Regions from separate parts of the Mus musculus genome. Here region 1 is linked to region 2. Evidence: chromatin loops called from intact Hi-C (ENCODE). Cell type or tissue: left cerebral cortex. All regions are shown on one strand. Links, peaks and the distances in the headings refer to the core of each region. The heading gives the core; the rest is flanking DNA. Region 1 holds the start of Cpsf4l (cleavage and polyadenylation specific factor 4-like). Region 2 holds the start of Cdc42ep4 (CDC42 effector protein (Rho GTPase binding) 4).

The links. Hi-C counts contacts between places; a loop is a spot of excess contacts. Peaks named below come from ENCODE experiments on the same cell type or tissue, not always from the same donor. Only the 100,000 strongest peaks of a DNase experiment are listed, where the experiment ranks them.
Region 1: it touches region 2 in a loop (2.3-fold over the local background); 11 of 42 quality-filtered maps call a loop at or near these places.

What each region holds. Positions count from the first base shown.
Region 1 is chr11:113,696,835-113,711,725 of GRCm38, reverse strand. It overlaps Cpsf4l (cleavage and polyadenylation specific factor 4-like), which reads left to right and starts at 2,200. Exons shown (of 8, transcript NM_026682.2): 1 at 2,200-2,339; 2 at 2,872-2,922; 3 at 5,157-5,309; 4 at 8,360-8,455; 5 at 9,217-9,313; 6 at 9,631-9,670; 7 at 11,744-11,890; 8 at 13,060-13,555. The coding sequence starts at 2,237. The coding sequence ends at 11,890. It also overlaps a transcript of D11Wsu47e not described here. In left cerebral cortex, for the core only: a CTCF peak has its summit at 7,818 (motif pointing left); a DNase peak (open chromatin) is centred at 7,810.
Region 2 is chr11:113,744,010-113,758,900 of GRCm38, reverse strand. Cdc42ep4 (CDC42 effector protein (Rho GTPase binding) 4) reads left to right here and starts at 7,086. Exons shown (of 2, transcript NM_001163346.1): 1 at 7,086-7,213. It also overlaps the pseudogene Gm11736. In left cerebral cortex, for the core only: a CTCF peak has its summit at 8,091; DNase peaks (open chromatin) are centred at 7,049, 7,716, 8,107 and 8,646; H3K4me3 peaks cover 3,738 bases; H3K27ac peaks cover 2,524 bases.

The DNA.
Region 1 (14,891 bases), core at 4,703-9,702, 46 kb after region 2:
GCCATCACAGTCTGACTACTATTTGCATATCATATCCATTGCCTCCTCTCAGCCCATCCTCCAGGGAAGACTTGCAGGGTGATCACCCTTATGATTAGCACACACCCCTTACACACACACACACACACACACACACACACACACACACCAGGCCTGGTAGCTCATACTTTTTTTGGGGGGGGGTAATGATTTATTTATTCATTTTATGTATTTGAGTACTCCATTTCTTTCTTCAGACACACCAGAAGAGGGCATCAGACCCCACTGCAGATGGTTGTGAGCCACCATGTGGTTGCTGGGAATTGAACTCAGGACCTCTTGGAAGAGCAGCCAGTGCTCTTAACCTCTTGAGTCATCTCTCCAGCCCAGCTCATGCCTTTTAGCCCAGCGGAGACAGGCCAATTTACCTAGTGAGTTGGGGTTGGTCAGGGCTAAGTAGAGAAAGGCCTTGTCTCAAAAACAAAACAACAAAACAAAACAATCCAAACCTCTGAAGTGGCCTAGGACTCCTCCCCTCCTCCACCTCCCAGCCTACTGCCCACTGCACCCTTTCTTCTCTGAATGCTTGTTTTTGCTTGAGTCTTGGTCAGGCCCCTCTTCTGGACAAAGCCCCCCCCCCCCCCATCATCACCAGATTTTTCTCCTAACATACTCTCTGCCACCTTTCCTTGCCCTCATCCCTCCATCCAACCCGTATTCTGTCCAGTGTTGTTTCTGCCCCATAGCCTGAGTGTCCCTCCAGCCCCCCAAGCCCCCACCCATGGCAGTGACCTCCAGGACGTGGCTCTGCAGTGTGCCCTTGAGCTTTCCGCACCTTGGTTGCCCCCTCTGCCTTCTCTAGCAGACCCATGGGACTCTCAAATAATCCCAAGGTGACAGACCAAGGACCTAATCAATACCTAAGGATAGGGTCAAGAGATGCAAGAGCCTCTTCCCCAGGGACCCTTGATCTCCAGCCCTAGACAGCCATTCTGCCTACAGTCCCGGGTACAGGGTGATCCCAGGCTACTCTTACTCCAGCCCCACCCAGCTCCAAGGCCATTCCCAGCGCGGATCTATCTCTCCAGCTGCTGTCTTTTCAGATCTGGAGTTCAAAAGAACAACAGATCTAGGCATAACAGCCGCAGGAAACAAAGCTGGCAGGCTGGATCCTGTCGGCTCAGCCACAGGCCTGCAGCGCCAAGCTTACCTCTCCCCGCTGGGTCCCGGGGAGGAGATGTCTCTAGTTCTAGTTCCTAGGGCCTAAAAAGCCCACATGTCCTGGTAACAGTGGCTCCTGGAGAGGCCAGGCCACTTCAGGACCCAGGAGGGGGAAGGAAATAGCCTGGTTTAATTAGAGCTTTAAAAATGCTCCTAAGAAAGCCGATTCTGAGGTCCTCAGCCCTTCAGGGCAGGGTTGGCCTAATAATAATAAAACAACATTTGCATGGATATTTCATTTACAAAGCATTTTCTCCGGGTAAGGGAGGCTCTGGGGTGGCCCAGTGGATTCCTCGCTGGGAGGTCACCCCCAGCCTTGGGTCGGTTCCACCTCCTTCGGAGCTTACCATTGTGATTGCCTGCGGGGTAAACAAAGGGCCCTTCATGGAACTGTTTCCGATGCTTCTGGCCTGCATTCCTTTTGTCCCCCCCCACCCCCCTTCCAGGAAGAGCACGCTTGGGGTTTGTCATTCCGTCTAGAAAAGAGGCTCAGAGGGCCTGGTGGGAGGGAGAGTGGCTGGGACCTAGTGGAGGAACCTTTCCTCTGTCCCACACACCCTCTGACTACCCCCATCCCACTCCACCCAACACCTGGGCATCGCTGTATGCAGTAGGTTCGCATCAATGGGTAGTTATATCCCCACACATACAATGGGACACTGGTTTGGCAACGGCTCTGTTCTGTGATCGGCAGAGATAAGCAGGTGTGAGTCTTTGCCAATCCCTTCCCCAGCTGAGGATGGGGGTTGTGTGAACAGTGTGGGGGTGTGGGGCCCTGGAAGGCCTGCACCTGCATGGGTGGGTGGGAGGGCTGAGGCAGCCGAGGAGCCTCTGGGGGTACACTCAGCCAGAAAGTCACGTGCAGTCACCTGGCCCCTTGAAGGAAGAGGTGACCTGAGAGGGTGAGAAAGAGGGGCCAGCATCAGATAGGGCCTGGCCCCGTTAATTAGGATTAGGTGCGGATGGGCTATATAGGAGCCACCTGCGGGGGTTCTGGCATCTTGGCTCTTTCTGCTTTTCCGGCGGGAGACGGAAGATGGAGGAGGTCATTGCCGGGCTGCAAGGGTTCACGTTCGCCTTTGAGCTGGATGTGGAATCGCAGAAGGGCACTGGGCTACTGCCTTTCCAGGGCATGGACAGTGAGTGGCGATGCCTGTGTCCCCTGCTCAGGTCCTGGAGGTGCTGTGCGTCTCTCCCACACAGCTTCTGGGTATTCACTGCCCGGGATAGAAAGGCAGACTTCCGAGCTGCCAGAGCTCCCTGGGTGCCCCCGAAACCTTCCACCTCCTGCCTCAGAGGTGGGCTGAGTTTAAGTGGAATTTAGAGACTGGTTCTGGGCGGTGGGGGAAGGGTTTCGGAAGAGGGTACCCCGTTGACTCAGCCTCCACAGACGGAGACAAATGAGAACTGGTTTTGATGGTGGACTGGGGCCGCCAAGGGGCTGAGAGGCAGGCGGGAGGATTGTGGCGGTTCTGTCCAACCTGAACTACAGGGCGAGACAGTTGCATAAACAGACGGGCAAAGGAACAGGTAAACAACAAAACTCCAAAGCCCAGCCAGAGAGAGTAGTCGGGGCCCACGCAGCTCCAAGCCCGGAGGCTTAGGTGGGACTTGCCGCAAGGCTCCAGCTCTGGGAACGCCACCTTCTCCTCCGGTTTCTTTCTCCTCCAGAGTCCAGTTCAGCTGTGTGCAACTTCTTCGCTAAAGGGCTCTGTGTGAAAGGTGAGTGAGTCAGGCCTGGGCTGGGCCGGGACAGGAACGGCTGTGGGGACCATGCTGGGTTCAGCTGGGGACTAGGACGTAGTGTGAGCTTGGCTCCTGGACTAGATAGGATCCAGCCTCTGTCATGAGCAAGAAGGTAGCCAGCCATGTGTAGTTGGTACCACAGAAGTTGTGTTTTATTATGCTGAGGGTCACCACACAAGGCTCACACTCTCAATTCCTAACTACGGTCATATTATTATCTGCTCAAGGCTGCTCACCTGTGCGACGACATACCTTAGCTAGTTTATGACAGAAGTCTCTGATTTGAACCCCACCCTGGCTACTGGTCTTCTTTTCTGGATTGGAGGTCACTTTGAGGTTCCTCCAATAGCAACATACAGTGGTCTACATACCTAACCCCTAACAGTAGTGTTTCTAATTCACCCTGAAGCCCGGCTATGGACTCAGGTGAAGAGAGTCTTAAGGGGCCTGCCGTGGAGAGCCTTAATATTCGGTTCCTATAAGTCAGGAGGCTGGGGGTGGGGCAGAGAGGACCTGGAGCCCTTTCGGGATGATTGCATGAGAAGAAGAGGAGCTCACTGGCCATCCAGGCCCCGGGAAACCAGAACCTTCGAGGTCCATTACAGAGTGAGTGAGCCACAGCTCAAAGAGAAAGCTGCTACTGAGGAAAGCCAGAGCCCAAGGAATGGCCAGCCAGGAGTGTGTGTGTGTGTGTGTGTGTGTGTGTGAGACAGAGAGACAGACAGACAGACAGAGTCATGCAGGCAGGCCAGGGGGCATTCAAAGAGGATGTCCTTGTCACGCATGGAAACAAGCCTTGCTTAGACATAGCCCTCCCTTCCAGTGGCAGTGTCTGCTGAATAAAGATACCGAGGTGGTCAAATGTAATGTTTCTAGTGTGTGGCCACTGTTAGAGTCACCCATGTCATGCCTGTGTTGTCCTTAATATTTGAAGTCGTGAACTCACGCCAAGGAGGCCTGCAGTGCGTGGGTAGATCACTTGCCTAGCCTGCAGCAAGCTCATGATCTCCGGCTGGCGATGCAGGCCCGTAGTCTCCGCACTTCGAAGTTGGAGGCAGAAAGGTCAGAATTCCAAGCTCATTCTTGGAAACATAGTGAATTTGAGACCAGCCTGGGCTACTCGAGACCCTGTTTCAAAGACTGAGAGAGACGACTCAGCAGTTACAGGCATCTGCTTCTCTTGCAGAGGACCCTGGTTCAGTTCCCAGCACCCACCTGGCAGCTCACAACTGTCTGCAGTTATAGATCTGATGGCACTTCTGACCTCTGAGGGCTTCGGCACGCAAGCACGTACATACATACATACATACACACACACACACACAAACACACAAACACATAAGAATTTTTTTTTTTTTTTTTTTTTTTTTTTTTTTGGTTTTTTGAGACAGGGTTTCTCTGTGTAACCCTGGCTGTCCTGGAACTCACTCTGTAGACCAGGCTGGCCTCGAACTCAGAAATCCACCTGCCTCTGCCTCCCGAGTGCTGGGACTAAAGGCGTGCGCCACCACGCCCGGCTCATAAGATTTTTTTTTAAAGATTTATTATTTATTATATGTAAGTACACTGTAGCTGTCTTCAGACACTCCAGAAGAGGGAGTCAGATCTCGTTACGGATGGTTGTGAGCCACCATGTAGTTGCTGGGATTTGAACTCCGGACCTTTGGAAGAGCAGTCCGGTGCTCTTACCTGCTGAGCCATCTCACCAGCCCAAGATTTTTTTTTAATTCATAGATTTATTTATATGAGTACACTGTAGCTGTCTTCAGACACATCAGAAGAAGGCATCAGATCCCATTACATATGGTTGTGAGCCACTATGTGGTTGCTGGGAATTGAACTCAGGACCTCTGGAAGAGCAGTCAGTGCTCTTAACCGCTGAGCCATCTCTCCAGCTCTATTATTATTATTATTTAATAAGGAATAAACAAATCCAGAATATTTCCCTCCCTGTAAAAGTCATGAACTCAACAAGCACTTACAGTATGCCAAGAGCTGGGCTGGGTATGGGAAAGGCAGCCTGGAGGTTCTGTTAAGATATCCTCTTGCCCAGTGTGGTCCCCTGACCCCTCTTCCAGCCTGTTCTAGGTTGTGTCTGGGTGATGGGACATAGAGATGACAGGTGAGGAGGAGGAGGAGTCACCTTCCAGGCCCTGCGAAATCCCCCAGGCTGGTTAGGTGGGGCCTACAACAGGTATCATGTTCCGCAGGGATGCTATGCCCACTCCGGCACGAGCAGGGTGAGAAGCTGGTGGTGTGCAAACACTGGCTTCGAGGCCTCTGCCGGAAGAGTGATTGCTGCGACTTCCTGCACCAGTATGACGTCAGCAAGATGCCCGTGTGCTATTTCCACTCCAAGTTCGGTAATGCCTCTCCCGGTTTGTAGGGGGTGATGGAGGGCTTTAGGGTGGGGTAGGAAAGGAATCTGGTAGTCAGGTGTGCCCCAGAAGTCCAGCCTTATCTGAGCCTAAGCTGTCGGCTTCTCTGAACCCTAAGAAAATACAACCAAGGCTGGATATGGTGGGGCACCCCTCTAATCTCGGCACTAGGGAGGCTAAGGCAGGAGAATCCGGGATTCAAGGCCAGTCTCAGCTACAGAGGAGTTCAAGGTTAGGCTGCACTACAGGAGACCTTGTCTAACAACAAGAAAGGAAATAAAAATTAGCATTCAAGTATGGTGGTGCACACCTTTAGCCCCAGCACTCAGGAGGCAGGCAGATCTCTTGAGTTTGAGGCCACAGTAAGTTTCAGGACATCCAGGGCTCCACAGTCAAACCCTGTTTCAAAACGAAGCCAACAAGGAGCTGGAGAGCTGGTTCAGTGTTCAAAGCACTTGTTATTCTTCCAGAGAACCTGCATTTGGTTCCCGGAACTCACAAGGCAGCCCACAACTGCCAGTCACTCCGGGGCGGATCTGATGCCCTCTTCTGGACCCCTCGCCTGCCACACACATTATGCACACACAACATGCAAGCAAAACACCCAGACACACACACACACAAATCCTTCAAGAAACAAGAAATAAAAATAAATAAAGGCTGCAGAGCCAAGCCCGTGTCAAGCCTGCGGCCTGTTAGTCTCAGTGACAGTTACCACAAAGGGAAAGCAATAGGATCCTGTTCCCCACTCCAGGCCTGGCCAGTCAACCCCCAGATGACTGTCAGGAATAGCCTTGAACGGAGCACCTCTCAGTCTCTGTTGGGCCCAGGCCAGGCCAGGCCTCCCCAAAGGAGATGTGTTTGGTACTGCCACTTGGAATGCTCACCGGTACCCCCCCCCCCCCCGGCCCCGACCCCCGCCATCTTCTTCCTACTCGCCTGCTCTTTATAACTTTTATTTTAGATGAAAATGTCATGGTAACTCCCAAAGGGGAAATCCTGCATCACTTGTTGGAAAGAGAAGGTCACTGTGTAAATAAAGCCACGAGGTTTAGAAGTCTGGGCCCTAAAATTACCTTGTGTGGTCAGGTCTCCTCCAGCCTCTGTCGGGGCCAGGTCCTGGGCTCGCTCTTACCACCCCTTTCATTCTGTCCCTCCCTCCTCCCCCTCCCTCCTCCCCATGGTGATTTCTCTAGCCTCCTTCCTTGGCTCCAGTGAACTTACCCACTTGAGAGCAGCTTCTTGATCAACCTGTGTTTAATATAAACCTAACTGGCTCATTTCACCTGTGGAGAACTAATTTATCAGATGGGGCTGTGTGTTATATTTCATAACACTGGGTACCTTGAAGGGGCAAAGTCTTTCTCAGGGCAGGGGAAGTTCGTCCCAGTCCAGCGTTCTAGACTGCCTTCTCCAAGGAGCCAGCCAGTGCCTCTGGCAGTTCATGAGGGTGCCTGAATGTCTTTCTAGAATAAACAGACGAAGTTTATCTGGAGGCTGGTCCCCATAAGTCACTGCCTAAAGCATTTTCACTTAGAAAGATCCCTTTAATCTTTCATCCCTGAGTCCCCGGGTTTGATGAGCAGATGTGGTCCTGCATGGGACCACTTTTGCATGCAAGTAATTATTTATGCGCAGATGTGCAAGCTCACCATCGTGATTTGCAATCTAAGGTTTTGCTCTCAACAGTGGGTGAATACCTCTAATATTACAAAAAGCAGCCGGGCGTGGTGGCGCACGCCTTTAATCCCAGCACTCGGGAGGCAGAGGCAGGCGGATTTCTGAGTTCGAGGCCAGCCTGGTCTACAGAGCGAGTTCCAGGACAGCCAGGGCTACACAGAGAAACCCTGTCTCGAAAAACCAAAAAAAAAAAAAAACAAACAAAAAAAAACAAAAAAAACTTATATGACTTATATGCTAGGTGGTACATGCCTTTAATCCTGGAACCTAGGAGGCAGTTGTCCTTAAAATATCATATGTGTGTATGTGTGTGTGTATCATCCCTCACACCTCCAGTACCCCCACTTGCTATGCAGACCAGGCTGCCCTCAAACTCAAGAGATTTGTCAGCTTCTGCCTCCCAAGGGCTGGAATTAGACTCTAGAGGAGTGTACCACCATGCTCTGCTTCGGTGTCTATTCTAAAAATACTACTGAACTGCAAGTGGTCTTGGGAGATGTGTAGCGTACACGAGGAGACCAACTGAAAGGGGTTGACCCCATGATGCAGCATCTATCTATAGTTGGCATCTGTGGTGGACTGAGACTTGGTGGAGATCCCGCTGTTTTGGAGTCAGTTAACTTCTGTAAGCAACACCTTACCCACGCTCTGTAAATAAGCTCAACAAACTCACGGGCATGCACATGTGCACGCACATACATTGTTGAGGCCTGGCAGCGCAGGAAAGAACATTTAGTAACTGTCAGGACTGAAAGGAGTAAAGGCCTGTGCAAAAGATGGGAGTGCAGGCTGGAGTGTTGCTGCCACCTGCTGGCCAAGATCTGGAACAGCAATGTGCAGCCCAGCAGGACAGACTGGTAGTTTTGAGTCCAGAAACACTAAGATGGCCTAGGATGTGCCAGTAAGCCCTTTTGTGAAAGGAGACAGGACAGATCACAGTCCTCTTCTGATCTAACTTAAGATCCTTGTTTGGCAGTTGCAGGCGGCCCGTGCCTCCAAGGCTGCCTCCTTGTAGAAATGCAGCTGACCAAGGCTTGGTTCACCGCATAGACACAGCCCAGCCCAAGCTCACCCCTAACGCAGTCCTTCTGAAAGGTTCCCTGGGGCCCAAATAGAACCTCTACTCTGTCCACGGTACTTTCTGCAAAACACCCCTGCCCTTCCTGGGACTCTGAAATGGTAGCGTGTTTCTAGTTGAGATAGATGACCAGAAGGTAACTTCCCCTTTCAGTGTTAGAGGCCTTCCAAAGATGGTGACAGGGGGAAGACAATTCCATGGCAGGGTCAAGGTAAATCAGGGCGGGGCTGTGGAAGTGTGAACCTGGTTATAGACAAAAGACCGATGGGCTTTTCAGGGAACTGCAGCAACAAGGAATGCCTGTTCCTGCACTTGAAGCCAGTTCTCAAGCTCCAGGACTGCCCGTGGTATAACCAAGGGTTCTGCAAGGAAGGTAAGAGCTTGCGAGACAGGGATAGGATGCCCGAGGGATGCGGGTGTTCCCGATGGAGATGCTCAGCAAGCAAGGAGTAACATTCCCCATGAAACTGGGCCATATAACTACCCCAGTGGAACGCCTTTCTGAGGTTGTCCGAGGCTTGTATGCCGGTGGAGAAATCTGAGACATTGGGAGACTCAGCCTGGTGTCGGCATGACAGGCTTCTCAGGGAAGGCTGTGAGATTCACACCCTATTCTCAGCGGGTGGATGTAGGACCTTGGCTGAGAAGACTAGTAGAAAGTCTAGTCCATGAGAGACACAGCTCCCAGGTGCTGAATGCCACCTAAATTCCACCCTTTCCCTGTCTCCCTCTCTTCCTGCAAACTTGGAAGGTTGTGTTCCCATGGGTCTCTGGGTCTTATCATATGTGTCCCGTGGGCCTCCGGGTGAGCGTCTTAGCACTGGGTTGGGAGTGGCTTGAGCATGCTCGCCATTCAGTACCTGCTTTATGCTGGGGGAAGGCAAACTGTGGGGATGGAACCCAGGGCCTGGAGCATGGTCCACCTGTGCTTTACCATCGAACCACATGTCCAGCCCTTACCTGAGCCAAGGTCTCTGCCCCATCTGTCTCTGGCTTCAGGGACATCAGCAATGTCCCTTACCCACCCCGTCTCCAGTGGAGAGCCTGCTACAGCCTGAGCTTTTCCTCATAGCTATTCGTGTATTCTTCCCTCTGGGTGAAGCAGACCCTCGCGGCCATTTGCTCTTTGTCTAGTAGGTCCCCTGTGTAAATACCGCCATGTTCATCAAGTACTGTGTCCCAACTACTTCACCGGCTTCTGCCCCGAGGGACCTCAGTGCCAATTTGGGCAGTAAGTATGATCCTTCTAGTCTCCAATCCACCGGAGTGCTGGCCCCTACCTTCTGGATCTAGATCCTGACATGATGTGATTCCCTTTGCCCTTGGTGGGAGGTCATCTAGCAAGTGTCTCCCTAGGGATTTTCGCTGCTGCCCCACCCTGGAGGTCTGGGTCCTGTTGGCTGAGTGGGCTCCAGCCTTCCCTGTTAACATGCATGTACTCTCAGGAAGGGGTGCAGGTGGGGGTGGGAGCAGGGCTAGCAGGCTATGGCCCACTCTAACACACACACTCGCGCCACCCCCTCCTATGTCTCCCTCTCCTCCCCTCAGCCCTAAGATGAGTCCTCCGTTCCATCCCAGTAATGTGAAGGTAAGTTAGCGCTCTGCTGTTCACATGAGGGCCTCTCTCTTTTGGCTCCCATACCTGTCTGTGCTTCCTCGAGCTATACTAGTCTCAGGAGACCCCACTCTTACACCATGCACCTGCATGCGGTAGCTCCTCTCAGCCTCTCTCAGCCCATGATGTCTGCACCTGGAAGGGTCACCCAGAGAGGCCTGCCTTCCTTTCTTTTCTTTAGCTGGGTAACACGGGGATGCTTTCTTTCTTCCTTGTTATTTTTATTTCTTTGTGTATATATATGTACATGCACACTTGCCACCGTGAATGTCTGCAAGTCAGAGGACACCTTGGAACAATTGGTTCTCTGCCGTCTGGGTCCTGAAGGTAGAACCCAGGCCGTCAGGCTCCCCTGCAACCGCTCTTACCAACCGAGCCATCTTGGCATCCCACACCAGTGGGGTTCACTGACAAACAAATCAGGACACAGTCCAAAGCCAGCTTTCTGAATGAAAACTATGACGAGTCATATATTTTCCTGGTCCCGAGGGGGAGACATCTTATCCCCATGGTTACCACGCATCAGTGAGAATTCACTTCAAGGCTCAGCAGGCTAATCATGCTCTCCGGACCACACCTCAGTGAACCACGGGTCCTCACTAGCCAGGCAGGTGTTCCAGAGCTACAGACGAGCATCCTAGCCTCTCTATGCTTGTTTGCTCTCCCTCCCTCCCTCCCTCTTCCCTCACCCTCAACCCCTCTCTTTTTAGAGATAAGTGTCTCACTATTTAGATTTGGTTGAGGCCTGGCTGGCCTGGGACCCTTGCTGTGTAAACTAGACTGGCCTGGAATTCAGAGATCATCTGCCTCTGCCTCCCCGGTGCTGAGATGAAGGTGTGTGCCACCACGCCTGGATAACGGCTTTCGATAACTAGGGCGATGCGAACAGTTTTTAAGAGGCTGCGAGGAGGGCATGAGAGGTGGTTCACAGTGGGTACTGCTCTTACAGAACCCCAGTTTAGTCCCAGCACCCGGGGGGATCTGATTCCTCTGACCGTTGTGAGCAACTGCATGTACTACTTGCACATACCACAACACGTACATACTCAGTTAAAAGGCAAAATGTTAAGAGGTTGCAGGGAAATGAGAAGACTGTTTTGTGATGTGGGATGGCCCTTCCAGGGTTTACTGGACCAGCACCAGCCTCATGCACACATTGCCCATGATAGTTTGCATGTTTTAAAATCACCAACTCAGCCCCTGGCTGTTTCCTCTGGGCAGTAGTGTTGGGTGGGGCCTGATCTCGGAGGTGGAGCATCCTCAAGAGAGGAGACTGATGAAAGCAGTTGTCAGTCAGGGTGGTGGCGGCGCACGCCTTTAATCCCAGCACTCGGGAGGCGGAGGCAGGTGGATTTCTGAGTTCGAGGCCAGCCTGGTCTACAAAGTGAGTTCCAGGACAGCCAGGGCTATACAGAGAAACCCGGTCTCAAAAAACCAAAAAAATTAAAAAAAAAAAGCAGTTTCCATGAATGGAGCTGGGCTTTCCCGGCTTCCTTACCCACCTTGTGACCACACTGCATGACCACTTGGAGTACAAGGCCCTTCCCAGAAGCTCAGCGGACACAGCTTCCAGGCCTGAGGCCCCTGCTTCCAGAAATGTGAGGCCAGCTAAACTCTTGTCTTTATAAGTTACTGAGCAGGTAACTTCTTCCAAGGCATACTTTTGGTAATTAACATTATAAATAGAACGGAGGAGGTGGAGGCAGGAGATTCTGGACAAGGCCAGCCTTGACTACATCTGGGGGATGGAGGCTAGCCTCGATTACACGGCATAATGTCTCAGAAATAAAATTGTGTGTCTGTGTGAATAGGATTTCTCAAAGAACTAAAAAAAAAAAAAAAAAAAAAAAAAAAAAAAAAAAGATATTCTGGGAACAGTAAAACAAGGCAATTTCCCCAAAACAAATCTCATGTTAAAATACAAAACAAACAAACAAACCTACCCCCCCCCCCCCAACCCAGAGATTCCTAAAATTACGGGTATTTAGGTGATCATGTCTATACAGAGTGTCTCTGTAACACGGTTTACTCCTGATTTCACTCTAGCTGCAGCCTGTCAACCAGCCATGGGATTCAACAACTTCTACTGGCAACACTCTGGTGTCCCCTTTCCAGGCAAAGCCCATGGTCCACGGTCAGAGGAGGTGGAGTCTGCCTCAGGCCTGCAGCTCAAGGGCACACCCTGCACCTTAGGTAGGTGAAGGAGCCCACGGGGCAGGGAGAGCACTTCCTTGTTCAGGGACGTGAACGGAGAGAACACAGGGCCTGATTGGGGGTCGGTGGGGAGGGTACATGCCTGCAATCCCAGCATGCAGCAGGCAGTCTGGAGAACTGGAGCAAGTCTGAGGCACATAGCCTCCACATAGCGAGCTCCAGGCAGCCCAGACAGGGCTACAAAGTGAGACCCTGTGTCTCAAAAGAAGAAGGAGCTACTGAGTGTGGTGGTGCATGTCTTAGCTCCCAGTACTGAGGAGGCAGAGGCAGGTGGATCTCTGAGCTCCATGTACACTAGGGCTGCAAAGTGAGACCCCATCTCAAGATAAATAAGTAAAATGTAAAATAATAATAATAATAATAATAATAATAATGAAAACCATACCTTTATGAGCTAGCCCGCAGTCTGTCCTGCACTGTGATTTTTTTTCTTCCTCTCTTTAAACAAATCCTCAGTGGTCGAGGCTACAGTCCCGTGGGTAGAATGCTTGCTTGCTTAGTAGGCATCAAGGGTTTGATTCCTGTTTGCATTCAAAATGGAGGCAGGAGGACCGGAAGTTGAAAGTCCTCCTTGGCTATGTAGAGAGGCAAGCCTCTGCTCCGTGAGACCTGGTTTCAAAAAGAAAATGCAATTACACCAGAAAGCTAGGTGAGAGAGCAGAACACTTTTATTTTTGTCTGTTTGACTTTGCGAACCTTTGCAAGTCCAGAACCACCTTGGCCTTCTCTGAAACATGGGAGCCGAACGTGAATCTTAAGCGTCTCTTTTGGGTCGAGATCTTGCTATTATTTCCAGGCTGCTCTCAACCCATTGTTCTTACAAGGTTCTCCCATCCCAGCCTCCTGAGCCGTGAGGCTGGAGAAGCCAAGACATTCTAGAAAACCATCCGGCGGTTCTCTGGACAAGCAGGGACTTTTCTTCTGAGAATTTATGAAAAGGCGTGGCCTTAGCCGGGCAGTGGTCGCACACACCTTTAGTCCCAGCACTTGGGAGGCAGAGTCAGGCAGATCTCTGTGAGTTGGAGGCCAGCCTGGCCTATAGAACGAAATCCAGGACAGCGAAGGCAGAGAAACTGTGTCTCAAAAACCAAAGACAAAACCAGCCATGACCTTTTAAGCTTGCTTTCTCCTTTATCTTCAAAACCCAGGCCACCATGCCAGCAAAGTAAGCTGTACCCGTTGGAGCCATCAAAACCTAGTCTGAAGCGAGGGAGTTGGACGTTCTCCTAGGTAAGGGCTGGCTCCATGGCCTCCTCAGGGTATTCTGTACCCAGTGGTCCAGTGAGCTCCATCACGGTAATGAGATGCAGGATGCAGAAAGAGCCTCCTCTACCTGGCTTATTTCCATTTATCCTGCACATGCCCGAGATGCCAATCATACAGCAGGATACGAGGTCAGCTGACTGTGGAAGGGAGGAGTCATTCATGAGCCAGGAGAACAAAGTGCACTTGAAGCTGTGAACTCTACAGAGTCAGTCAGTCAACATCCCATGCTTGGCTCCCACGCTCCCGCAGACTGCTATGGGTCAACGGCCTCAAGTGCTCCCAAAAACGGGCAATCCGATCCAACGATTGCTTTTACTTTGACAGCTGTTTGCCTGTACAGCTTATTTATACTCGAGAATATACTGTGTGTTCTGTGTAGTTGCATTGATTCCTTTTCTTGATGCTGTGAGAAACATCCAACTCACGGGGGTGGGGTGGGGGTTGGGTTGTTCTGTGCTCCTGCTTTGAGAGGACACTGCCTATCACAACAGGGAAACCGTGGTGGGAGTGTGAACTGGCTGGTCATATCAAATCCAGTCAAGGAAGCACAGAAAAAGAAAACGGACAGCTTCCTTCTTGGTTTTTCTTTTTGAAAATTCAGTCTGGGATCACAGTACATAGAGATGGTTCACCTATCCGTGGCCTGTCTTCTCCACCCAGCTAAGCCTCTTGGGGAAATAACCCTCACAAACACACCGAGGTGGATCTCCTAGGTCACTGCAGCCAAGCTGACACTGAAGATTAAACCCCATGGGGGATTAGGCAGTAGGCACACGGAAAAGGCTTATCCTCCTGAGGTAAGGCGGTGACCAGGCCAGTAGCCTATCCCATGACAAAGCAGACACAATGCTACTTAATCCCCTGGGAAAGAGTGGGCAGTTAAGTGGACCTTTTATAAGATTACAGAAAAAGACCAGGCAGGAGTGGTGTACGCCTTTAGTCCCAGCACTTAGGAGGCAGATCTCTGTGAGTTTAAGGCCAGCCTGGTCTGCAGAGTGAGTTCCAGGACAGCCAAGGATACACAGAGGAACCCTGCCTCAAAAGAAAAAAAGAGGATAGAAAAGGGCAGCCTGCAGAAGGAACAGGTGGAGCGTGGTTGTCTGGTCTCCTTCAGCCTGAGGGCTTTGCTGAGGTGATGTACAAGACAGGCTCAGGGGGCTGGGTTGCTGGTTCCAGTACCACTTCAATCCACCCTAAGACACGATAAATCTTGGCTATGTAGGAAAACTGCCTCCTCTCCCCTAGCCTGCTTCCTCATTCTAGAATACAAGCAGCCACACCACAGGGCTACAGTAGAGTGACCTAGTACATACAGCAAACCTGTAGGACACCTGGCACCAGGGTGCACCCAAATCTTATCTGGTCCAAGTGTGGACGGCTGTAGGACCTAATGAGTCCCTGCGGTGGGCTGGATGAGACCGGCCCTCGTAGGTTCATGTATTTGAATGCTTGGTTGCCCTAGTTTGTGGAAATGTTTGAAAAGGACTAGGAGGTGTGGCCTTGGTGGAGGAAGTGTCAGTAGGATTAAATCCTCTACCTCTCTCGGCCTAGTGGTGTCTCAAGATGGGAGCTCCCAGCCATGGCTGCCTGTCTGCTGCCATAATCCCCACCCACCATGATGGCCATGGACTCACCTGGAAGTCCCTGTAAGTTCTTTCTCCGATAAGCGACCTTGGTCATAGTATCTTAGGATTTATTTACTACTATACATAAG
Region 2 (14,891 bases), core at 5,391-10,390:
TATGTAATACCTCCTGGGTCAGGGGTCCTCTGTGGCACTGGAACTCATGTGTGCTATGAGCTCTTTGGAGCAGTCCTTCCGTTCCAGAGTCTGGCCCTGCACATAGTCAAAAGAGCACCCAGCAGAGGAGATTCAGCCAAAGTTCAGTCTTAAACAGGGGTGGGGTAGGGTTGGGTGGGGTGGGGCTCTTAAAATTTCCCTACTCTCAACTCCTTTCTGCCCAAGAAAATTTTGCCCCAATATAGATGGGTATGTAAAACAAATATACAGACCAAGCATTTAGTAGCAATAAATCTCATGTAAATTCATTTAAAAATGATTCTTCAGTGTGCCTGTAATTGTGACATGTATTAAAGGAAGATGAAAGCAAATTTTCATGCTAATGAGATGGACATGCTTATCTATGTTTACATAGGTACTAAATATTGGCTGAATGTTTTGATGCTGCAGGGTGTGGCGTATCTTTCAACATTTTTCAGAGTTGATGGATATTTTGATTTTCTAACAGTCAGTAATGACAACATCATTCTGTATGAATATGCAGCACAAAATGGTAGAAGTATGTTCAGGACCATCCCAGGAATTGTTAAAAATTCAGCCTGGATGCCAGGCGTGGTGGTGCACGAATTTAATCCCAGCACTCGGGAGGCAGAGGCAGGAGGATTTCTGAGTTCGAGGCCATCGTGGTCTACGAAGTGAGTTCCAGGACAGCTAGGGCTATACAGAGAAACCCTGTCTTGAAAAACCACAAAAAAAAAAAAAAAAAAAAAAACCAACCCCCCCCACACACAAAACCCACACACACAAAAAATCTGCCCTGATCTCAAGCCAAAATTTACATAATTTTTAAAAAAGATTTATTTATTTATATGTAAGTACACTGTAGCTGTCTTCAGACTCTCCAGACTCCAGACGAGGGCATCAGATTACGTTATGGATGGTTGTGAGCCACCATGTGGTTGCTGAGATTTGAACTCAGGACCTTCGGAAGAATAGTCGGCGCTCTTAACCACTGAGCCATCTCGCCAGCCCCACATAATGGTTTTTTAAAATTATATATATATATATATATATATATATATATATATATACATATATATATACATACATATATGTGTGTGTGTGTGTGTGTGTGTGTGTGTGTGTGTATCAATACTCAAGTCAACCACTTGGATAGCAATGTTTCTAACCAAATATCCTAACATAACACAACCCAGTGGGCTCATCTGGGGTCTGGAAGATGGCTCAGAGCTTAAGAGCCATGCACTGCTCTTGCGGGAGACCTGAGTTCAGTTCTCAGCACCCATCCACACAAAGATACACCTGCACAAAATTAAAAATCAAAATAGTTGGCCAGCTTGGTGGCGCACGCCTTTAATCCCAGCACTCAGAAGGCAGAGGTAGGCGGATCTCTGAGTTTGAGGCCAGCCTGGTCTATAAAGGGAGTCCAGGACAGCCAAGGCTCTAGTATACAAAGAAACCCTGTCTCAAGCCTAAATAAATAAATAAATAAATATTTTAAAAGATTTACTAATTTGATTCTCCCGTGCTGAGGAGTAACTGTAGGAGAGCTTCCCCCCCCCAATATAAGTCTTTAATTGTCCCCAGAGACCCCCAAATCACTGGTAGTTCAGGATCTTGTCACTGGAACTGAGTAAGTTAAGTCTTACTCATCAGCCTGCTTTTCAGACCCACAGATAGCTTCCATCCAGAAACCTTCCAAACCCTTGGTTTGAACAGTTCTGGTTTGCTGAATCTGAAACAAATCCAGAGTCTTTTCCTTCAAGGATTAGTTCATCCCTGTGGGCTGGAGAGACAGAACGAGCGACACACCCGGCCACCCGAACACTGCGGATCTCTTTTCCGAAGTTTCATTTTTCTACCAAAGACCCATTCTCCCTGAATAAGGACGTTGATACGTAGGTGAGCATCCACACACCTCATCCTGTAACGGAAGCCCAGCACGACACCCTTGATCGCGTTCTGAACATGACTGCACACGGTTCAGACAGCGGCCGGTTCTGTTCTGTCACCCCACCACGTGCCAACTCAGAGCCTCTTCTGTTTCTTTCCAAGGAGACTCAGCTCTGCGTGGATGGGCTTGAGGTTCCCCCGGAGGGTTCTTCTGGGGCCCTTCACAAGGACTGTGTGTCCCTTCAGGGTGATGTCGACATTTTCTGGAATGTTGGCAGTGTGATTCACTCTTGCAGTAGATCGGACAATAAAAGCTGGAAAACTATTTTTAAAATTTAATGTTTGCTGGGTGGTGGTGGCATATGCCTTTAATCCCAGCACCTGGGAGGCAAAGGCAGGAGAATCTCTGTGAGTTCATGGGCAGCCTTGTCTACAGAGTGAATTTCAGGACAGCTAGGACTACCAAAAAACCAAAAAAAAAAAAAAAAAACAAAAAACAAAAAACAAAACAAAAACCAAAAACCAAAACTATCTTTAAAAAAAAATGTGGATGTGAGTTTTCCCTACATACATGTCTGTGCACCATGTGTGTTGGATCCCAGGTACTAAAGTTACAGATTTTGCAGAATTCTGTGAGTTTGAGGCCAAGCTGGTCTACTTACAAGTTCCAGGACAGTCGGGGCTACAGAGAGAGAGAGAGAAAAGTCATTTGTAATAATCCACTATTCATCTGTAAGAGCAGAAGGCGTTGTGTGTGTACAGTAAACACACGGCAGTTCATAACATACAATTGTCTCGAATCTGAGCGGAGGCTTTGGCTGCTACTTTGTGGCGTTACAGCGCGCACTGTGCCAAAGAACAGGTGCTTCGAGTTCAGGTTGTAGTGAGCTACGGGTGGGACATACCTTGGATTCATTCTGTGTACCTTGGGCCTTATCCATTCAGACACTACCTTTTACTAGTGTCAGATTTTTCTCCGCTCCGCCCCTATGTTTACACACCTCCATGGCCGAAGAGGCGTCACCTACAGAAACTGAGAGAAGCCATTTCTTCATTTCTTTGAAGAACTCTGTCTCAGCCTGTCTATACTCTTGAAGATTCAAACGGTGAGTCAGACTCCCCACTGTCTCCAGGGGACAGAGGACAGACCTTTGTCTGGCTTCCTTAGGAAGCCCTGGTCACCTAGACCTCAGATGTGTCATGGGCCTGGAAGCTGGGCTAAAGAGCCCCCAGATGAGGTGCTTTAACTCCACAATGGGGTTGTGAGCCTTATGCACCACTTAGATATCCTGGGGATTTTCCTAGATGCTCTGCGGAAAGGTCAGCTGAAACCTTGGAGGTGTCCCAGGTGGTTCCTAACAACTGGGAACTCAGGAGTTGAAAAGGCCTTTGTCCTGAGGCCAGAAAGTGAATAAGCCCAGAACCCAGGCCCCAGACGACAGTGACAGTTCTTGACCTGGGTCATCCAGGCCACTCCAACCTTAAACTTCCAGACACCAGGCTCTCGAGAGGATGCTGTGATAGGATCTCGGTCTGTTTCGTTTCAGTGGTCGAAAGGCCCAGCATAGAAAGAGATGTGAAGGGCCCAAGTGTTCTCACGGGAAGGGGCTCTGGAGGCTTAGCTGATTTCAAAATGGAAGTGAGGGCCAAGGGTGCGGGGCACCACGACAGAGTGCTTACCTATCAGGCGCCAGGCCTGGCTTCAATCCCCAGCACTGCAAAGGGACCACACTGTATGGTAAACACCAGAGAAGACCGAGTGTGATTTCCAGCTTCTCTGTAAGGAATGGGATTAGCCAATCCATTTAAAGCTGCAGCAGCGGAAGGTGAACTAATGTCTCGTTGTTAACACCAAGAGGTATGCCTGGGGCTCGGGGGCGGGCTTCGGAGGGACAGGCCCACACAGCTGCAGGTATCACGCATGCTCAAACTCCAAAGACAGGCTGAGACATATGCCCAGGCCTAAAGGATTATAGGTCAGGTCACACCTTAAAGGTTCAGTTAAGACCTTAAATCCCTCCCCAAACTCTGGGACTTTGCGCTTGCAGACGTTTCCAGCTAGGCATTCAAGTCTTCAAAGTTAGTCTAGTTGATTTACACATGCCTAGCCACAGATGGCACCTGCCTAAAACAAAAAACAAAACAAAACAAAACACTGTTGGGGTGAAATTTAACTTCAGTGGAGTTTTAGGAGAAAGATCGCCTGCCTCAGACCAGGGTTTTAAACAGCAGGGAGAAATTAGCTGTTTCTTTTGGTCTTCTTCTCACTGGTGAGTTCTAAAAGAGATGGTCTAGGTCCCCCACAGAGAGGAACCAGTTTCCACCGGGCAATCTGAGGGCAGGGACCCAGGGGATTTTTGTCTTCTAAGCCTAGAACCCCTTCGAATGTTTGTGGAAGGAGTTTAAATTTGAATAAAAAGAGAAGAAATTTCAGAGAGACCAAAAACAAGGCAGGCAAACCTAGGATCAAGGGAAAGCAGACAAGAGCGACCTGAGAGGATGGAGCCTGTGGGGTGCCTCTTCCCTTAACCCGGATGGATCGCTGGCTCTTGAGGTAGGCTGGCATTCCCAAATGATTTATGGAACATGAAATGAGAGGAGAAGACTCTTGAGAAAATCAGAAAAAAGCTTATGAATCAAATTAAAGCTTAAAACGAACAAATGAAAAACTCCTGGCTCTCTAGGAGCACAGGGAGGCGGGTGCCCAGGAGGGAAACCACTGGGGTATGGCACCATCCGGGAAGGCCACTGAGAGCCTGCATCTGGGGGAGTTCATGGGGGAAGGTTAACGTTTGCACTAGTAGGGGAAGCGGGGGGGGGGGGGGAGGGGTGCTGTTGTGTTGTAGAAATCCCAGTTTCTAAATCCGAGTCACTTGGCACCAATGCTGTGTTTTATAAAAAAGAACAAGAAGCCAGGGTTATGTTTGGTGGAGGCGCGGTATGGTGTGGGGAAGGGGGTGCCTCTGCGGGCCCATGCTGAGGCACCCCTTCCCCCTGAGGGACCAGCCACACGATGGTATAGTATGGAATAAAGTTTATTTAGGGCATAGGGAGGGGAGTTGAAGGGGTAGCAGAGACAGAGAAAGGCAGAGAGAGGAGAGAAGAGAGAAGAGAGGAGAGAGAGAGAGAGAGAGAGAGAGAGAGAGAGAGAGAGAGAGAGAGTGTAAAGGAGTAGAGGCCGGCCATAAACATGGGGGGGGGGAGAAAGAGAGGGAAGAGAGGGAGTAAGAAGAGCGAGAGAGGACTCCTTTTTTTGTTTGTGTTTTTTTTTTTTTTTAAAGATTTATTTATTTACTATATGTAAGTACACTGTAGTTGTCTTCAGATACACCAGAAGAGCGCACCAGATCTCATTACGGGTGGTTGTGAGCCACCATGTGGTTGCTGGGATTTGAACTTCAGACCTTCGGAAGAGCAGTCGGGTGCCCTTACCCACTGAGCCATCTCACCAGCCCCCTGTTTGTGTTTTTTGAAGACAGGGTTTCTCTGTGTAGCCCTGGCTGTCCTGGAACTCACTCTGTAGACCAGGCTGGCCTCGAACTCAGAAATCCGCCTGCCTCTGCCTCCAGTGTGCTGGCATTAAAGGCGTGCACCACATTGCCTGGCAAGAGATCCTTTTATAGTGAGTCTGGCACACCTGGCTGTTGCCAGGTAACTATGGGGTGGAGCCTAGAAGGAATGTCAACAGGTGCTGTACCCATTTGAGAGATGGGAAGGCTTGTGGGCCAGTGAGGGGCAGAGTTGAAAGCCAGAGGCAACACAACTCTCTCCTACTGGTTTGCCCTAGTGCCCTGTTACAGCTACCTCTGACCCACAGACCTGACTCCGACACTGTTGTCTATTCTAAACCACATTTCTCTTTCATCTTGACAACCTCCAGGTGAGGGACCCATACAAGGACAGTCAGAGTAGGGGGAGGAGGTATAAATTCCCCATGGTAACCCAATCACGGTCAGAACCCCAGGGATATCCCCATCCCAAGTTACTTTGGACCCCGTGTTTTAGTTTCACTAATTTTGACATCTCTTTTGGTTGGTGGTGGTGCTGGGCTTGAATTGAACCAGCCTCGTGCTCCGCAGCCGGAACTGGACCCCTAGACCAGACACTGAACTTTTTTTTTTTTTTTTTTTTTTTTTTTTGGTTTTTTGAGACAGGGTTGTTTCTCTGTATAGCCCTGGCACTCACTTTGTAGACCAGGCTGGCCTCGAACTCAGAAATCTGCCTGCCTCTGCCTCCTGAGTGCTGGGATTAAAGGCGTGCACCACCACTGCCCAGCGACACTGACCTTTTAGGTTTGATTTTCACACAATATGGACAGTTTGAAGTTTTCATGGATAGACGGGGAGATGGGGGAGAGGTCGGGGATGGGGTGGGATCCTGAGAGACAGGGTTTCCAGAGGACAGTGAAGGAGCTGAGGGACCGTGAGGCAACTCTGGGGAAAAAGGAGGCTGAGGCCTACACCACCCCACCCCCACTTCCTTTAAGTAGTTAGGGAACTTTCACTTTGGGTTGGCTCCGTTTCCTCTTTATTGACTATTTCGCCCCTGGCTTTTATTGCTTTTAATGATCATTCATAGGTGGGGCTTCCTCTACCCAAGCACGCGGGATTTAATTCCGGGAGGTTCCCTGGGAGGGTACTTAAGAGCCCATGATCACCAGACAGAGCTATCAAAGCCAGGTCACCTTGCTGAAAAGTTCCTCCACTGCTCAGACCGGGTCTGGACTCGGGCGGACCTGCTTCTCCCGCCCTCCAGATGGAGAGGGAATCCACGGAGCCCAAGCTCCTGCTCGTGGTCCAGAAGTGGGTAACGTCCTGGAGGGAGTTGTTTTCTTACCATTGTTCAAAACTGGAAGAGCCAAGAGAGAGCTTCCCCTTGGTTCCTGGGGAGGGGATGTGCTCCTGTTTCTGCGGACCGCACGTCGGTTCCGCGGCAGAGCACTGGGGGCTGTGGGGCGCGACTCCTCAAAGCAAGACCTGCTCTGTCTACCCTACTAGGAGCTTGTGGGGGGCGTCTCAGGCTTTTAGATTTGAACCTGGGAGGCCAAGCAGCCGAGTTGAGTTCCGTGGCAGTCATTGGCTGCTGCGACGGAGTGACATCAGCGCGGAGGGAAATGGGAGGGAGGGCTGGGAGGAGCCTGGGAGGGGAGTGTCCTAGCTTCTAGCACACTCGGAGCCCCGGGAGCCAGAGGAAACAAACGCCGGCGCTGCCATGGGTCGCCAGCCTTGCCGAGGCGCCAAGCACACCGAGGGGAGCGTACAGCCGCACCTGGTCCGCGCTCGGGGAGCTGGGGACCGAGGTAGGCGACGAGCATCCGTTTGTGGCCCAGTGGCCGCGTGAGGCCTGGGTAGGCTCGAGACCCCTGGTGACGTGGAGAAGGTAGAAAGACCCGGGGATGGGGAAGATGAGGACCTAGGAGCAGGGCGCGCGCGCACACAAACACACCCCTCTGTGCCCAGCGTGGGTAGGCATGCCTGGGACCAGACCCAGAGTCACATACCGTGTCCCAGAAAATCATTTGCGGAGGAGGGGGTAACAACAGGGCTCAGCGTCGCCAGTACGCCCCGATCTGGCCACGGGGACTGTTCGGGGTGGGGTGAGTGGGCAGGTTTTAAAGGTCCACCCCCTCGCGCAGGAATGGGGTGTGTGTTGCCGTGGGCAGGCACACAACAATCGGCGGCGGTCGCCCCGAGGGGGGCGTGTGCGCACAGACTTCTCCATGAATAACCGCTGAGTTCGTCGGTAGTGGTAGAGGGGTGTACGCGTGCTCTCCCGTGTACACACACTGCTTTAGGCGCCACCCGGTGTCGCCCGGCCGGGGAGAAAGGAGGGCAAGAGCCGGCTGGAAGGCAATAGCCTAAAGAGCAAATACTCCCCGCCCGTCGGAGCCCTTCCTTCTCCCGCCCCGCCCGCCTCCCTTGGAAGACTTGGAGGCCAAGGCCGCAAGAGGCGCAGGGTGGGGCTGGGCCGAGCTGGCGGTCCCTTAGAAACCTGGGACGAGGCTTTACGCGGGGGGACCTGCGCGCGCGCCCGGTACGTCCGAAGCATGGGGCTCGAGGCTTTTTCAGGGGCGAGTAGGTAGCGGTTGGTTAATGATTTAACCGCTGGCTTGGGACGTTGAAGGCTGCGATCCTGATCTCTGGCTCCTCCCCATTCCTGGAGCGCCCCCAGCCGGAGGAACAAATCTGCCCTCCTGTGTCTGTGGCGTCGTCTGCTGGAGCTGCCTTTCCCCTTTGGGGGACCCCTGGTTGCTGTGGGTGAGTGTCCTAGACTGGCGGGGTGGATGGCGGTTGAGCTTCCTGGGAACAGACCGTAGGACTTGCGTGTGTGCCTGCGGGGGGAGGGGCGCTCCCTCTCTGTTAACTCAAACCAGGTTCCTTGTGTTTGCCCAATGAAATACTGCGGCCTGGGCTTCGGAAGTTTTCTTTTTCTCCCGGGGAGAATGAAAAGGAAATACAATGCTTTCTCTTTTCTTCTTGGCTGGGAACTTCTCCCTCCCCCCCCTTCACCCACCCTCCAACAGTCTCACCTCTTGCAATCTGACCGGCTCCCACGTCTCTCCCTGGGCCGACAGCTCCCATTCTTTGCCCAGGTAGTTGAGCCGTTGAATGAGGAAAGCTTCCTTGTGGGTGTCTTTACTTTGAAACCTCTTGTCCATTCTCGCTGGAGCGGTTGGGATACTTTTCATCCTTACCCCCAGCAACCATCTGGACCCGAGATCTGGGGAGCATAAACAATGAGAGGCCCCTGGCAGGGGGCCTCTGCCTTGCAACTTCTTTGCCCTGTCTGGGTTTCCAGTAACGCCTGCAGCAGCCTCTCCCGCCCCTTTCTGAGGCCTGGCTGGAGGAGGGGGGGACCACCAGTGGGATGGAGTGAATTTTAAAGAACAAAGAACAGGGCCCACAGCATGGGGAACCTTAGCTACAGGTTTCTCCCAGAACTGGGGAGGTGGGGTTGGAGGGACGTGCTGGAGCAGAGCCAGGCCTCTGGGCAGCCCAAGGGCAGTTGGCAATAGTGGGGCATCACTAGAGACCGGGAAGCTACTATGCATGTCAGGGAGCTGATACAGGGCTGAGTGTGGGAGGGACCATGTGCTACCAGCCCTGATCAGCTGCCTGTATGTGACTACTGATTAATGTGGTTTATCTCCTCTGTGAACAGGGACTTTGCCCCTTAACTATTTCCCACTGAGTGGAACCTTGGGAGATACGGGCGGGAGGAGAGCTTCTCAGCTCCTGGTGATCGATCTTAGCGCGGACTTTAAGGAGCTGGATGCTAAAGCGAGCCTGCTCCCAAAGCAGTATTGATGTGGGGGTGTCTCGGCCCCTCTGGTAACTTCTCGGGGTTTGCAGGACCCTTTGCTCATGCTGTCTGTATGCTCGTGCTGTTCCTCTGAGCACTTCTTCCATTTTGGGGGGGGGGCTCCTGTCTCCCTCTCTTTTGAACCCTCCTTTCCCCCCTCAGTTTGTGGCTCGCATATGCCTGCTTTCGAGTTCTTGTTCTGATCCTGTGTGTGCGCCCAGCCTTCTTTTGAAACTGACCATCCGAGCTTCCCAGCAGGAAGTCGCAAGCAAAGGGAGAGTTTCCCTGTGTAAAGCTGTGGTCCCAGGGGTGGTCTCCTGCTGACCTGTAAAGGGATCCTAGACCCTCCCTTCAGAGCTTTCTCCAGGAAGGCCTGGGTCGCTCGTGGTTCAGCAACACCCTCCCCCACCCCTCCCCCACCCCTCCGCAACTGCAACTGCTTTCCCATGGCCTGGACAGGCCGTGCCCATCTGTGGCAGGCATGGTGTTTGATGTTGGTGTCTCCTTCTCTTCCTCTTTTCCTTTATCCCTGCCTCCTGCTTCCCTTGAAGTTTGGATGGAATTGGCAGGGGAGGGGCGTCTGCAAGTCAGCATCCCGGATGGCCTCGGAGGAGCGGAGGAGCGGCTCCAGCTGTTCTGGTTGGGACATCCATGCCACCGTCTCAGCCCCACAGACACTTAGGCGCTTGCCCCTGCCGGGGGAGGGAGGACTCTGCCCCTCAGAAGAACAGAGGCGCTGGGTTGATGCCAGCGATAAGGCTGGGGAGTGGAGGGGGTTGAGCAATCTCACCCTGGCAGTTGATCATGGACCTGAGCTATGGTTAGGTCCTCTTCTGACCGAAGGACCGGAAGCTTCCTCAGCCTTGGGAGAAGGGACCAAGTCCCAGAGCCAGGGCACACTTCAAGTGGTGGTTTAGCAGAAGGCCCTTGACAGCAGACTCCAGCTAATTCTCCTGAAGTGCCTCTGGGATGATGCTCAGCTATCCTTGAGTGTAGGGCCTGGGACAGTCACCGAGGGAGGGGCAGCAGAGTGGCTAAAAGTAGCCCTGCCTGACTTGCCTGGTGGAGAAAGTTCAGCCATTAGCAGCCCACATTCCTACTCCTGATACCAGTGAAGCCCCAGCTTACAGTGGGCCTCCTGGAGCCTCGGGCTCCCTTCCAGCTGAGGAACACTTTCTAGCCCTTCCCTGCACCCCAGGCACTGCGCTGCTAGGGGGTGGGGCATTGCTGGCCCATGGAGCCTCCTTTAGAGACTGGTGGTCTTGACCTCACCTTTTCAAGCTGAGGTAGGCTCTCCCATTTTGGTCTGTGGTAGAAACAGTTTGAAGGTGTCATGTGTGCACACCCCTGCCTTTAATCCCAGGGCCAGGGCAAGAGAGCCTTGCACGTCTTGCATGTTTCCTCATAGCTGCTTGGGTCACCATCCCCTGCCTTGGTTTTCAGGGTAGTGGATGATACCTGCGGAAGCCACCGCAGCAGGCGGCTCTCTCCAGGAGTCTGGCACATCTGTCTCCTTTGAGGTCCTGTGCATTGTTGCTGGTAGAACCCAGGGTCTTGTCAGTCTTGTCTCTTCCGTACCCTGGTCCTGGGGAAGAATGAGAGTGTTTCTCATGGTCCTTACTGACCTGAAATCAGAAGGAGCAGAAGTTCGGTTTGAGAAGAGCTGGCCCTCTCCATCCCATATCACTAAAGGTCAAAGGTGAAAGAGAAGGAAGCCCTAGGCAGGGCTGCCTCATGACCCCCTGCTGGGTGGCAGTGCTAAGCTAGGACAGACTCTGTACCTTGGCTTCAGGGGACAGCTTCATGCGACACCCTAGAGCCTATGGGGTTAGGTTTGTACAGGTATGTTCAGGACTGCCCGTGGATCCTGTTTGAAATTAGCGTCACTGCGCATGCTCAGTAGATGTGGGGTCCCGGCAGAGTGCACATTTCAGGGTTGCCTTTTTATCTGTTGAGTTGTGTCACCCCTTGTAGAATGTGTCTGTGTGTCTGTGTGTGTGTGAGCGTGAGCTTACATCTTCACCTTAATGTAGAAGGCTTTGAAAGCTATGGGGAAACTGAGGCAGAGATAGCTAGCAAGCTCAGTGTGGTGAGCCCGATTATGATCTGGCTCTTAACCCCCTCTATTCCAAGTCCCCAGCAAAGCCAGGTTGGAAGATCTGCCATCTCACTTAGGGGTTTTCTCTGGAGCCCCCAGAGTACACTTGTGTTTGCCTCTCAGCTCAGGAGTGGTTCCTGGGAGAAGCAAAGTGAAACTGAACTAAGCAGGGCCTCGCGGATGGATCTGGTTGCAGGCGCAGCAGCTTCCTTCTGATGTGAGGCCAGGAGCAGAAGCCCCGCTTGTCCGCTTGTTCCGCTAGTTCCGCTAGACACCGTCTCCTATAGCCTGTGTATCGCCTGTGGTGGCTGGTGTCGGGCGGCTGACTCCTGGAAGCCCACGTTTCCAGGAAAGGTCCTATAAACAAGTGAAGCTGCCGGATGTCCTTGGGTCATTAGTTGTTCTTCGTCTTGGCTCCTTGGTCAATTGTCGTTTCCGGTCTCTCCCAGGCCCTGGCCCCTTTCTCTTCCCTTGTGGGCAGGCCATGGTAAGGGAAACCATTCCCTTCACCCTCCTGCTGGCTTCCTTCCCCTGGTTCGAGCCAGAGGGTTCTGGACTGAGGGTAGAGATGGATGCTGGGTGAGATTGAGGTAATTTCCAGCTCAAGGGCTCCCATCCCCCCACCCCACCGTCTATTTCCTAGAATTAATAATTTTCTCTAGGATGATAGAAAATGGAGTGCCCAGACTGGAGATTTTAAAATATATATATATATATATATATATATATATATATATCAGTGCTAGCCTGCATGTATGAATGTTCACCATGTGTGTGAACGCCTTCAGCAGGAGCCAGGCAGGCCCCATGGAACTGGAGTTAGAGACAGTTGTGAGCCTCCGTGTGCATGCTGGGAACAGAACTCTGATCCTCTCCACAAGAGCAACAAATACTCTTTAACTGCGCTCTCTAGCTCCAGCGATATTTTAAAATAATTCTTTTTATTTGTTTGTTTTTATTTGTTTTGTTTTTGTTTTTCAAGACAGGGTTTCTCTGTATAGCCTTGGCTGTCCTGGAACTCACTTTGTAGACCAGGCTGGCCTCGAACTCAGAAATTCGCCTGTCTCTGCCTCCCAAGTGCTGGGATTAAAGGCATGCGCCACCACGCCGGGTAAAATAATTCTTTTACACACACACACACACACACACACGCACGCACGCACGTGTGCACACTGGTCACAGTAAGGTCAGAAGACACCCTTGTGTGCTCCATTCTCTCCTTTCACCATGTGGTTCGGCATGCTGAGCTCAGGCCTTCAAGCTTGGTGACAAGTGCCTTTACAGATGTGAGCCATCTCATGGGTCTTGGGGAAATCTTTAAGACGAACACAGTCTGTGAAGCAGTGGGCTTCCTGTGGGTGTTTGGTCCTTGTAGCCCTCCCTCATCACCCCTTCGAGGCTTGATGAGACCCCTCCCACCTCCGATGTGCTTGTAGAGTGGAAACCCTGAGAGTTCAGCATCACATTTCTCTGGATTCTTCTCTCAGCTCTGTCCTTAGGAGCTGTGTGACCTTGGTGACTCATGGGCTCTCTAAACCCTGCCCTGCTTTCTCATCTTCAAGATGGAGATGACAGTGTTGATCTGTGGTATTTGATATTGTTGGGAAAAGGACCCAAGATAAAAGCTGTCAGACACGCAGCACGAGAACCTTCAGTACTAAACGCCATTTAGCCAGAACATATAGCATCTAGGACCTGGAGTGTCTGCTCTGCTCCATACTTCTGACCTGTGGCCTGGGGAGAGGACCACCTGGTGCAGGGTCTGGCCCTCTGCCTGAGGCTAGGGAGCATCTCAAATCCTAGATGCCAATTGATCAGGACTAACTTTGGTAGACGTCTCTCCAGACCACTCCTGATTCCAAAGTCGACTGCATTCCCTCTTTACCAACTAAGGGGTTGATTGCTGAGACACACTGTGTTTCCCCACTTGTTAGCTTGGTTCAGGCATTGGAATCGTATAGTTTTATACACTGTTAAGGATTGCAAATTTGAGTGGGGGCGTGGTAGCACGCACACCAATCAATAATGCCAATCCTCTCAGGCTGGTGGAGGGAGGAATCTCTGTATATTGGAGATAATGGAGACTGTCTGTGAGTCCACTAGAGAATGTGACAGTTGATGACAGTAGCCATAGAGCAGTGCTGTTAATAGCATAATGCTGGGAGCTGAGGGCAGCTGTGTGCTAGGACACAGGCTTATTAGCATGTATACAGCCCAGGCTTCCATGTCCAAGTCTGATTACCGCTTGCCCCAATAAAGGATAGAAGGCTGGTCATACGCATAACTTTAACTTTTCTATAGGTTTTTTTATTTTTTGTTTTTGGAGACAGGGTTTCTTGTATAGTCCTGAAACTTACTCTGTAGACCAGGCTGGCCTCCAGCTCACAGTGCTGAGTGAGTGCTCAAATTAAAGGTGTGCATCACCGTTGCCCAGTTTAATGTTAACTTTTCTTTTTTTTTTAACAAACAGATTTATTTATTTATTTATTTTATGTAAGTACACTGTAGCTGTCTTCAGACACTCCAGAAGAGGGAGTCAGATCACATTATGGATGGTTGTGAGCCACCATGTGGTTGCTGGGATTTGAACTCCGGACCTTCAGAAGAGCAGTCGGGTGCTCTTACCCACTGAGCCATCTCACCAGCCCCCTAATGTTAACTTTTCTAATAGTCATATTTTTTTTAAAAAGGTAAATTTTCATATTAACGCTGCACGTCCAAAATATTGCCATTCCCACATAGTTGTTGAAGTTTTTCAGTGGAGGGTCTGGGAAATGGCTCAGCAGTTAGGAATACTTGCTACTTTTTCAGAGGACCTTGGGTTGATTGCTAGCACCTATGCAGGGCAGTTTACAAATGCCTGTAACTTTAACTTCAGGGGAATCTAACTCCCTCTTCTGTGTCTCTGTTGGCATGTGTGCACGAGTGGGTGCACACAAATGCACACACAAACATAGACACATACACAAGACACATACATACACACACAAACACATGCAGACACAGATACACACACTCTCAGAAACGACACACACATAGACACATACACAAGACACACACACACATACATACATGCACACAGACACACACACTCTCACACACAGACACACACATAGGCACGTATACAATCCACACACACATATACAGACAGACATACACACTGATCACAGACACTCACAGACACAGACACACAAACACACACACAAATAAAAGAGAAGTGGACAAAATGGAGAGACATATGCCCCCTTTAATCCTAGCACTTGGCAGGCAGAGGCAGGTTAACCTCTGGTGAGTTCAAGGCCAGCCTGGTCTACATAGTGTGTTTCAGGACAGCACAGCTACCTAGTAAGGCCCCATCTCAAATAAGTTCATAAGTAAATGTACAGAAATTACCTATGGTGTACTTTATATTGTCCTTTAAGATACAAAAGCTTCAACATCTATCATGTGTCTCACACTAAATAGTACACTACAGTCTGGATACCAAACTTTATAAATATTTGATCAGTGTTTGGATTGCAAAAAATTTTACAGTCATACACTGATTCACACAGGTTTTCCCAACACTCTGAAGTTT